Regions from separate parts of the Homo sapiens genome. Here region 1 is linked to region 2. Evidence: read pairs that join two places in POLR2A ChIA-PET (ENCODE). Cell type or tissue: HepG2. All regions are shown on one strand. Links, peaks and the distances in the headings refer to the core of each region. The heading gives the core; the rest is flanking DNA. Region 1 overlaps LOC105370507 (a long non-coding RNA gene). Region 2 overlaps LOC105370507 (a long non-coding RNA gene).

Region 1 (5,385 bases), core at 211-5,210, 70 kb before region 2:
ACCATGTTTTGTTAGCTTCCACTTCTATGGGTACTAAGATTGAGAGCCATGCTGTAATCGAATTCTCAATGTCTGAAGGGAGCAACAGATTCAGATAATTAGGCTAGCAGACTAAGTTGATTCTCATGAGAGGAAAACGATTTTTTCCATCTCAAGTCGTGTTTATGCCTGTTCATTTGAACTAAGTTAAATCCTAACAAAGCAATCTGGATTCGCAGTTGAATGATTTATGTGTGACTTAGGAAAGGAGATAATTGCAAAACTATTTCTAATCTTTAGTTACAAAATGAACTGTATTCCTTTTATTCCCCTCACTCAAAGGTACTCTGGTCTATGCAATAATGGCAACTCGCAAAGTGGCGATAGGGAGTGGAGATGATTAAAAACTTTTCATTTGGAATTCTCCACAGACCCTGCTCAGATCCTGTGAACCTTCCCAGCCTCCCTCTGTATGAATCCACTCTCTAGTCTCTCTCCTTATTTTTTTGCATTGTGGTCTGTACCTTTGACAATTTTAGTACTTTCTGTTCTATTACCGATTTGGGAAAAATCTGAATTTCTGTCAATGCTAATGAGAAACTTTGGCTTTAATGATTCTTATGCTTCTCTGGTTAGGGTTTTATTTAATTTTGCCAACTGAAGTATGTCCAAAGTACAGTCCAGCTTCTTAGTTAGGTCAAGTGCATGAAATTAATCAAATACCAAAGAAGAGATCTATGCCCAGACACAGCAGGAATGCTCCAGACAATTGAAAGATAGAAAAAAAAAAACCATTCAAAGGGATGATTTATCCAGGGAACATAATGGGAAGTGGAGAAAGGTCAGGGGTAAGGGAGAATTGAATTTCAAAAATGATGTCCTTTAGACTGCAAGAGAATGTGAATGATAAAATTTGTTTGTTTGTTTTCTGTTTTGCTTTGCTTTTCTGTTTGAACAGCCAAGGGTATTTCTTTATGGCTCATCTCTCTGGTGTCATGAAAACCTCAGATAGAAAGCTGTAAGTAATGTCCCCATTATGGAGAAACAAACTCAAGAATATCTAAGCAAGAGAGTTGTAGGTGGCTCTCAGAGTTGCCTGATGGCTGGCTTTCTGTTTCTTTAAAAGGAAACTAGTCTGTGGTTATTTTCATGGGGTCAAAATTGAAAAAAAAATTATGATTACAACCTACAGAATTCCAAGTTCTATGAAGACAAAGAGAATGTCCATTTCATTTGGAATTATACCCCTAGGACTTAGTGTGATGCCTGGCTCTAGCATATGTTCACTTACTAAATATTTATTATTAATATTTATTAAAAATAGTGTCTGAATCAATAAGCTTCATAAAAGTATAAGCAATTCCAGATTCAAAACACCACAACAGAATTTTTATTGCTAGTTACTGATAGATACTTGATAGATTTAGTCTTACATAGTGAATACATGTGATATTAACATTGGTTTTAGTTTATATTTCAGGGAATCCATTGCAAGACTACCAGGAAAACCTAATCAACAGAGACTTTTGCCATTCCAAAAGATTCTCTTTACTGTGAGACATATATAGTAATATTTATTTGAAATGAGCATTTAGTCTAACCCTACCTATGATAATTGTAAGGATCAATGTATAAAATCTGGCCATAGGAAATAAAGATATCTGGACACTGATCAAACATTGTAGGGTAAAGACTGCTGGTATTTACTTCCAGTTATATAATCTTTATGGAGTCTATGTTGAGATGAATTTGAGAACTCAAGCCTTTCTTTTTTATTTCTAATAGATCAGAACTTCATTGTTCAGAGTGCAAACATTGTCTTTTTAGCAAGGTTTTAAAAGTAAATCTTGATTTGGAATAATTCTTTGAAAAGGTTTCTGAATAGTAGATGTTTCTTCTGTATTTACTGAATGACTAAATGAATGAATACAAAATAAGTCAACAAATCAGAGAATATATTGATTAGTTCCTCAGTGCTATTAGAAGGCAAGGAGCTTCATAAAACCACTACATATATAAATGGCAAGGAAAAAATTTTATTTCAAGTTTCAGTAACTTAAAGTTTAGGCCAGTTACTTCTGTTAGTTATCAGTAGCAGTAAATAACAAATAATAATAGTATTAAGCACAAAAGACAATCTGGATATGTTTAGCAAAGTAATTCCTAAAAGAAAAGTTGAATGAAAAATCAAAGTGCCACATTAAGCCTCAAATGAAGTCCATAAGCCTTGGCCAATACTTTTGCTCACTTTTAGTCATAACTCTTATTATTAATGTCATTGTAATTGTAAGTGTCAGCCCACTTGCTGGGGGCAGGGATTTGTAAAAGGGGATGACCTTCAGGAGTACAACATACTAATAAGAACGTCTCACAGATTTCTGGATATAGAGCTACAATGCAAAAATATTATATAAGGGACAGTTTTTTCTTTCAAAAGAAAGACAAACCAGCTCAAAACCGTACACCGGCACACACAGACCACCACCACCACAAGCTGATGGTGCCATGCCAGTTCTTAACAGTAGCTCCTAGGATGCCTAGTGTCCCACTCAGGTTCACATTCAGGTTCAGGTTCAGGCAGAAGCAGTGATATTAAGCAATGATTAGTGATCAGACAGTTGAGGCATGAACCGTCAATTTGCACATTCCTGAAAGAGATGTAGCCACATGCACTGTATGCAAAAGAAAGTGAATGTAGCATCATTAAGCTCTCACATCAGGTTTTTATCATTCAGTTTTATCATTGGCAATTACTGACATTTTTAAAAAATATGCTTCTTTGAATTAGGTTTCTTTTGAGCAAAGATCAGAAATGAGTCATGCCAGATTTTTTTTTTTGAGGTGGTTTGGTGATATCAAGTGTTGCTTTCTTGATTCTTAACATTTGTAAACACCTTTTTCTACCTGTGACTTTAGGTTTGGCTTGGATTGGTAAATGGGTGACATATGGGGCCCCTGATTTCCTGTGATTCCCTGATCACAGAAATGGCCCCCAAAATATGTAGTCTGCATATTTTTGCAGGGCCAGAACCCATGGCTGTGGCCTTTGCCCGCAAAGCAACCAGCCCACACAAATAGGAGAGCTACTGTTTATTTAGAAACGGCATTCAAACTGTAAAGTGACAGGCATTCTGACAAAGGCATGGGAATCATGATTTGGAATTCCTGATTTTTCCCACGAATGGGATTTGTATGAAGCAACCTGCCTTATCCCCTTTTACCTTCTCACACTACCTCAACCTAGGCCAGTTCTGAGTACTTTCATTGAGCTGAGATTGATCATCTAAACCCAAAGCCAGCTGAGATTGATCATCTAAACCCAAAGCCAGTTTCCTTTGAGTACATAGGCTTTGCAAGAATGGCTTTTCCAAGCAATGGTTTTAGAAAACAGGTGCTCATAATATTCAAATTGTTTATGTTTTTAATAATTTCTTTGTTTCTCCTCCAATCCTAGTCCAGACTTGCTAATCCTCAGCATTTCTACTTTCCTATAATGGACAATCATAAATTTCCAGAGAAGTAAGGGTCCCTGGGTCTGAAGCACAGTGCCGTTGTTTGTTCAAGATATTTGGAGACTGTGCCAAGTGCAGAACAAAACATGGTTTATGGCCTTCATTTGGCATTGATTTGTGCTACAAAGCTCAGAGTATCATTTCCTCCAGAGGCTTTGCGTTTTTAATGAGAGAAAATATTTCCAACTACAGAGTTCTTGAAGAACTACAATGTTTAATTTTTGAAAACAAAAATCTTTCAAAATAAAGCGGCTTAAAAATTTTTCATTTTAAGTTGTTGCTTTTAACTAGAGCCTTCAAAATGGTCTTTCCAAGTAGTGTTCCTTTACTAACAGTCACTGGTGTTGCTTCCTGGGGGACGCAAACCAACTTGACACACTGGCTATGATGTTAAAAAAAAAACGGGAAAGTGGTATCAAGAAACAACATGACTTACTGGCTTGTACCCTGCAACTGGACCTGAGTCAGAACTCTTCCACTGGCCTTGGAGCCTCAAAATGGATGGAGAAAAGATGAATCACACAGATTTTAAACAGATAGCTTTTTCAAAGAAAGAGCTTCTCTCAAGAGTGAGTAGACCAGCAGACTCATCATGTCCAATAGAGAGGAGGTAAATACAATATTATGGGAAATCCATTGCAGATGAATTAGGATGAAAAATAAATTAAAAACCAAGTTAGCTTCCCAGATAAGAGTAGAAATATCCACTGGAATAAAAAGGGCTAAACAAAGAGGACAAAATGAAAGGGCTTAACACCTTCCCCCAGAAAGTCACTTGTCTTCCAGAGTATTGACTTCCCTTACTCAGATCCTTCCTTTGTCAGGAAAAACAAAACAAAGCTAAAGAACAAAACTATTAGGCCCAGCACAAGTATTAATATTATTCACCCTTGAAAGAAAAGCTTGATTATGGGTGATGCTAGGCCCAATTTTCACTGGCTTATCTAAAGGATCTAGAAACCACAGATTGCTGGGCCACACCCTCAAGTTTCTCATTAGTAGGTGTAGGGTGGAGTCCAATAACTGGCAATTTTCTCAAATTCCCAGGTTATATCATGCTGCCTGTGCAGGGACCACACTTTGAGAACCATTGTTTTAGCGTAACTCATTGGTTTTGAGATCCAAGGAAATGGAAGCACATGTGTTTAGGGTAATCTTGTGCTAGTTTGCATTTATTCTCATATATATGTCAGCACATGCAAACTACAGTAGAGGAGGCATTTACCTGAATAATTCAGGCTCACAAATGACTTGCACTCCATTAAAATACTTCAAGCATAGGAAGTGTTTTCTAGGGGAGTAGGGAGGGGAGTGTTTCTGAATCACCCTATGACTTGCTTTATTGCCCGTTTTTATTTTGCATATGTATAGCAAAGTATTGTTTGCCTTAAGAGAAATATGTTCACCTGTCTCTAATGATGGCTTTACTCTGATTTCCTGTTTGTGCAAGATCTGGAAAAAAAGTTGTGTTAGGAAATGGGAATGGGAATGGGCAAGAGGTTTTCTAGATAAGCTAGTTTTAAAATATGTCCTATTCATATTTCTGGTGTCATTATGAAAAGGTCACAGGCAGTCTGAAGATGAGTTTATTGTTACCTCAAAACTGAACGAACCCAAAAAGTGCTTCTTACTTGTTTTCAGTCCAGGCTTTAACTAGGAAGACCCTGGAAGACGTCATGGTAGAGTCTTAGAATTTCCAGGATGGTGTTAGGACAATTGATAACTATTTTGTCCCACAAAACTGCACAATGTCAAGGAATCAAAATAATCTCAGTGTTAACTTAAACCAACTCTTACTTAATGCTGATACAGTTCTTAACTCCTAATCTATTTTCTCTGCATTTCCAACTTTTGTTTTGTAAGCCTACAAAACAAAATGTATATGATATACATT
Region 2 (5,385 bases), core at 85-5,084:
TAATATTCTTTAGAAGAATTTTTTCTCTTCCTCAACCAGACCAAGTCTAGGATCTACTATTGCATTTGGTTATCACGTCTCTTTAGCCCCTTTTAGTCTGGAACATTGTCCCAGCCTTTGTCTTTTATCACATTGACATTTTTAATGAATACAGTCCTATTAGATTGAAGTTATGCATTCTAGGCCAGAGAACTGCATAGGTGATGTGTCCTTCTCAGGGTATCATGTTTGTTCTTCAGTGGTAATGTTAATTTCAATGACTTAGTCAAGATATTGTCCAAATTTTCAATTTTATAAAACTGGGGCTTTTATCACCGCCCCCCCCACTCCGCCCCTGACTCCCCACTCATGGAACTAATAAGCAGTCTGTGAGGTGGCACTTTAAAATGATGCAAATATCCTGGTTCTCATCAAAATTTCCTGGTAGGTGTAGCATTCATTCATGAGTCTTGTCTGACCCAATCTTTACTATCATGGTTGTGAAGTAAAGGTCTTTCAGTGCCGGCACTCTTTCACATTCACCAGACAGCTGTTACATTTCACTGCAACCCATGGTTTCCCTCACTTATTTACTATTTACTATTATTGGTATGGACTTGTGAATTCCTATTTTTTCAATGCTTTATAATTCCTTGCTATACTTATTTCTTTTAGTGCTCAAATTTATGTATTCTCATTTATGTAAAATACCAGGCAAATGCAGCTTTATGCAGCATACTCACATCCAATCAGATTGCAGCCCCTAAGTCTCTTCTAGTAGAAATTCTGGAGCCATCACTGTGTGTATGTGGCACGTATAAGACATACTTAGATATGCATAGATGCTCAGAAAACTGATAACAGGGGCTATCTTGAGAGAAGGAGATTAGAAGACAGAGATTTGAGGTTGGAGAAAAATTTAATATTCACTTTTGTAATATTTGAATTTTTTAAAGTATATGTAATAAATCATTAAAAATAAAAGGCTTTTTTTTTTTTCCCAAGCCAGTATCAGCGAAGCCAGACTAACTTGGAACACATTTTATTTTCTCAATCATTAAACTTCTAGGTTCCATTTTAAAACTTGGTAGGCAGACAATCTCCACTATCTAAATAGTGTTATTTGGTGGTCAACTTTAATTTGGGCCTGTGTTTCAAGGCAGGCCTCTTACACTAGGGCTGCAAATTCTGACTACTGACTCTGAGTTTTCAAATTCAGAAAGTGATTTCCAATGCCAGTGTTAACATGGTGTAATTGCTGTGCAATGCAGTACTGCTTCAGCCCTAAGCTCCATTCTATTAAGTTTTGCAAGCTGGGAGATGGGAGACTGTATGTGAGGTTATTAGATTGAGTGCTCATTTCAGCTGTTTTCTCATTTAGCTCCACTTGTCTAGGTTCGCAACGATGGCTGATTGGGCCCATGATGGTGCTTTGGAATGTAAATTGATTGCTGAGATGCCTGCCATTAAGTAGCTGTCCTACCTATATTTTGGATTATTTTGAAAATTCTGTATAAATCCACACACAATAGATCTTAGAATTTCTCTGCATTTAAAACATATGCTGTCACTGTGGTAAGAAATTTCTGTGAACCTTGCAAAGCTGTAGATGCCCTGGCTTAGCACAGAGCAGTTTATAACATACAACCCAGATGCAAGCTCCATTGGCCTACTCACAAGCAGCCTCGTGTAATTATTCCTCCATTAAGCCTATATGCAGACCACACTGAACTCAACCATAGTCTTTCTTTGAAAAAAAAAAAAAAAAAAAGGTGGCTTTATTATAAACACGAGGAAGCTGGATATTTTTGAGAGGTGTTTGCATTTTGAAGCCTTGTGGTTTTCTTCATCTCTTCAATAATCATTAACATGCTCAATAGTTAACCTTCCGGAAATGTGAAACTTTATATCTGAACTTTGCAGCATCTGTCTTGCAATGCAGACTGAGTTTGCTGAGGCTGTTTTTATAATCACTGGTGGTAAAATCAGGAAGACGCAAAATGAGCGTGTACTCAAGTGCAGTTCATCCAACATTCTAGACCTTAAATTAGAGTGATGAGCATAAACACTGCAAACAGAGTTTTTTTTTTTTTTTTTTAACTAAATTGCAATTATATTTTAAATTACCTACAATTACCAGAAACCATCTCAAAGCTAGAAATTAACTTCTTAGGCACTGGTCCCAGCAGATCAGCTGTTAAATGGACCATCCTGGGTAGCTGACTTCCCACTCTCGTTTCCTTCTGCACACAGCCTTGCACAAGCCAGGCAAGGTGGAACAGCAGGGCGGAGCCCGCGGTTCAGGGTCACGTGATAGGCGTTGGCCCTCAGAATGGTGCAACCATATTTTTACAACTTCCCAAATTACAGTTTCATTCAGGTTCATGACATTTTCATGAAATACTGTGCTAGCTTTCTTTTCGAGAGTAAGTGACGATTTTATTTTAGATTTTAATTGAACTATTTTTATGCAGCGGGTTTTGTCATCTGGTATTTAGGGCATGGAATTGGGTCCAGGAACCACTAGGACTATTCCTAGCTAGTCACTCACTGTGTGACCTTGGTAAGGGCTCTTCTGGGCTTTGGAGTCCCTGTCAGAATGATAAAGGCTGAGCCGTTGGGAAAGAACTGGACGACCTCCCTTGGAGTACCAGCTAGGGGTTGGAGGTTGGCTTAGGCTCAGGGCTAGGTTCAGCCTCATCCCACAGTCAGACCCCTCTCTGGTCTTTGTTGTCACATTCCCTTTCTGTGAAAGGATGGGGAACTTTGGACAGCCTTTCTTTACACTGCCTGGCTGGTACATAACTCAGCACATGGTTGACTTGAAGTCAACACTGTAGAGTACTTTGAAATGTAGAAATTTATACTTAGTGCGTTTGGGAGTGGATTAACTAGTTTAAATCTCACGGCCTCTTGTTCCTCGAGGAACTCATAACAAGCCTCTCTTCCTTGATCCAGTCTCTTATCTTGAATCCACAGCCCTAACTGTCTCCAAAGTGGTTTTGCTGAAATGCAAAGCAATGCCAATTTTCTTCTTAAAATCCTTCAACATTTCCCCATTGCTAAGGGCCATGCTGACTTGATTCCTGCTAATGCCTCTGCTTCACACTCCACACTTCTGCACACCAAATTATTCCTGTTTCTTTCCAATACACTACTCTTGTTCCTGTAAGACATCTTGTTTCATGCTGCCTTTCTTTCTGGCCTGTTCCCCTTGTTACTTCTGCACTTGGCTAAATCACAAACAATATTGATGCCTCTGTTTAAACCACCCTCTCGAAAAAGCCTCTATAGAAGCCCCTATATTGTGGAAGATACTCCATTTTAACTTACCATTTAATAAAGTTTTTTGAGTGCCTTTACTATGCACTCAATGTTATTAATCAATAGGTGTCATTTTGCTCGCATTAATCTTTCCGCTCATCTCTAGCTATGGAGAAAAGGAGGAGGGGGTCCAAAGAAGAAGAATTTGATTTCCGGGTGCCTATGAGAGGGGTCGCCACATGGGTGATGCTCTTTAGGGCTTGTTTGGAAGACCCATAAATTTTTAAGATCTGGAGAAAGGTGGAGCAGAATGAACATGCCTCTCAGCCATGAACTCATAAAGTTGAAAGATACAATTCAAGCCCAAAGTAAAAGACAGGTTTGTGTATTCTTTTGGACTCCATGTATGTATTGGACTAACAGAAAGTTTGGCTAATAATAGACTATATCACCCCTCCTTGTACTATTAAGGATGTGATACTAAAGTTATATTAAAACAGCTATTATAACTAGGAGATAAACTATGAAGAAGATTCATTTGATTATGCTGTGCTCTATAAATCATTTCAGTGATTTGATTAAATAATGTTTATTTAACCAAACTGCTGGGAGATTTCTGAGGGACAGATAGATAGGTGTAGAATTAAAAGGTGACAAAAGGTGGGCTAAAGTGTCTGCAATCACATTGTATCAACAGGAATTCCTTTGGCATCAATAGAAAGCCTAACTAAGAGACTTAAACTATTTTACTTACAAGCATTCCTCTGGAGGTAAGCAACTGTTTGTAGTTAAGAGCTCAAAAATACCAAGGTCAGTGTTTCTCCAATTCTTGTTGGCCTTTCTCTTGAGGTCATGAGGTGGCTGTCACAGCTCTAGACACTAGTCTATTCCCAAGGCAGAAAAAAGGGGACACAGCAGGGGTGATGCTTGTGGCATATGTCCTTTATGTCAGGAAAGAAACACTTTGCCAGAAGCCTCTGGAGACGTCCGCTTTTACCTCAATAGGAATCAGACTTTCTCACATGGACAACCCTCACTGCAAGAGAGCAGAAAAGCAAATATTTGGCTTTTCTAGCCTCTCTAATGGAGGATGCCAGAGGAGGTGGATTTGCAAATGGGAGTTGGACTAGCCAACCAATGGCATCTGCTACCATGTTGTCCAGTGCTCTCAGAAGTCATCACCCTTCACTGTTATTTATCATTGTCTTGCTCTTTGGGACTCTTTTAAAGTAAAACCTGGCAAAAATATGAAGTTGTGCATCGTTTATAAATTTCATCAGTTACCACAACAATGTGACTGCTGTCTTCAACAGGCTGTTCTGTACTTGGAGAAGAAGCATTTGCCTATGGTGTCAGGGAAAATTTTCTAATCTTGTTGTTTGGATAGATTTGAAAAAAAAGTGCAAATAAAAACGTCTGTCCTTGGTTTAACTTTTCACTCTTGTTTATTCATGGGTGCTTCTAAGAGCTTTTGCAAGTAAACCTTCTAAATCTTAAACTAAGTGTGGTAGGCAAACCGTCTCAAAGTTTACGGTTTACACTACTGATCGGGAAGAATAACAATCCATTAATTCTGATGAGGTAACTTATTAAAGGGCTCATGTGGAGTAAACAAGGGGGATTCTAGCAAGTTTGAAATCTTGAAGCCACACCGTCTTCTCTTTGTGGTGGTATATCCACAGACACCTCTCTGCTTCAGAAACACGTGTGGGTAATATGCTATTGTATCGATGGCGAAGGCAGTACAAAGTAGTGCTTAAGACATGAGTTATGGAGCCAGACTGTCTAGTCTCCAGTCCTACTTATGAACTGTGTGACCTAGGACAAGTTACTTAAACTCTCTGTGCCTTCAAATGTTACTATAATAATACTCAGTTATATTGAGAAAGTTTCCCAATAGAATATATGTAAAAATTGATAAATATTACCTCTTGTGATTATATAATGGTGTTGTATAATGGTAATACCCACCAGGGCAAGTGGGCACTTTGTTTCTCTCTCTTTTCCTTCCTGCTGGTATGTACCCCTTCTGGATGCTTCATTGTTAAAGAAGAAGCACTCATATTTGTTAACATTTAAATGCTCAACAGCACAGTACTTAATTACTGTGTGTATACTCTCATGCAGTGTGTATTATTGCCA

Evidence for each region. Peaks named below come from ENCODE experiments on the same cell type or tissue, not always from the same donor. Only the 100,000 strongest peaks of a DNase experiment are listed, where the experiment ranks them.
Region 1: POLR2A ChIA-PET joins it to region 2 with 10 read pairs; 3 of 35 experiments call an interaction of 5 or more read pairs at or near these places.

The regions. Positions count from the first base shown.
Region 1 is chr14:54,115,781-54,121,165 of GRCh38, reverse strand. All of the region lies in intron 4 of LOC105370507 (a long non-coding RNA gene), which reads left to right. It overlaps LOC105370505 (a long non-coding RNA gene), which reads right to left. Exons shown (of 3, transcript XR_943880.4): 3 at 5,090-5,155. Among named protein-coding and RNA genes, the nearest start is that of BMP4, 160 kb to the right of the region's middle. In HepG2, for the core only: no CTCF peak of the experiment used is centred there; DNase peaks (open chromatin) are centred at 3,105 and 3,995.
Region 2 is chr14:54,045,407-54,050,791 of GRCh38, reverse strand. The region is part of intron 4 of LOC105370507 (a long non-coding RNA gene); the gene reads left to right. Among named protein-coding and RNA genes, the nearest start is that of BMP4, 91 kb to the right of the region's middle. In HepG2, for the core only: no CTCF peak of the experiment used is centred there; DNase peaks (open chromatin) are centred at 1,811, 2,711 and 4,291.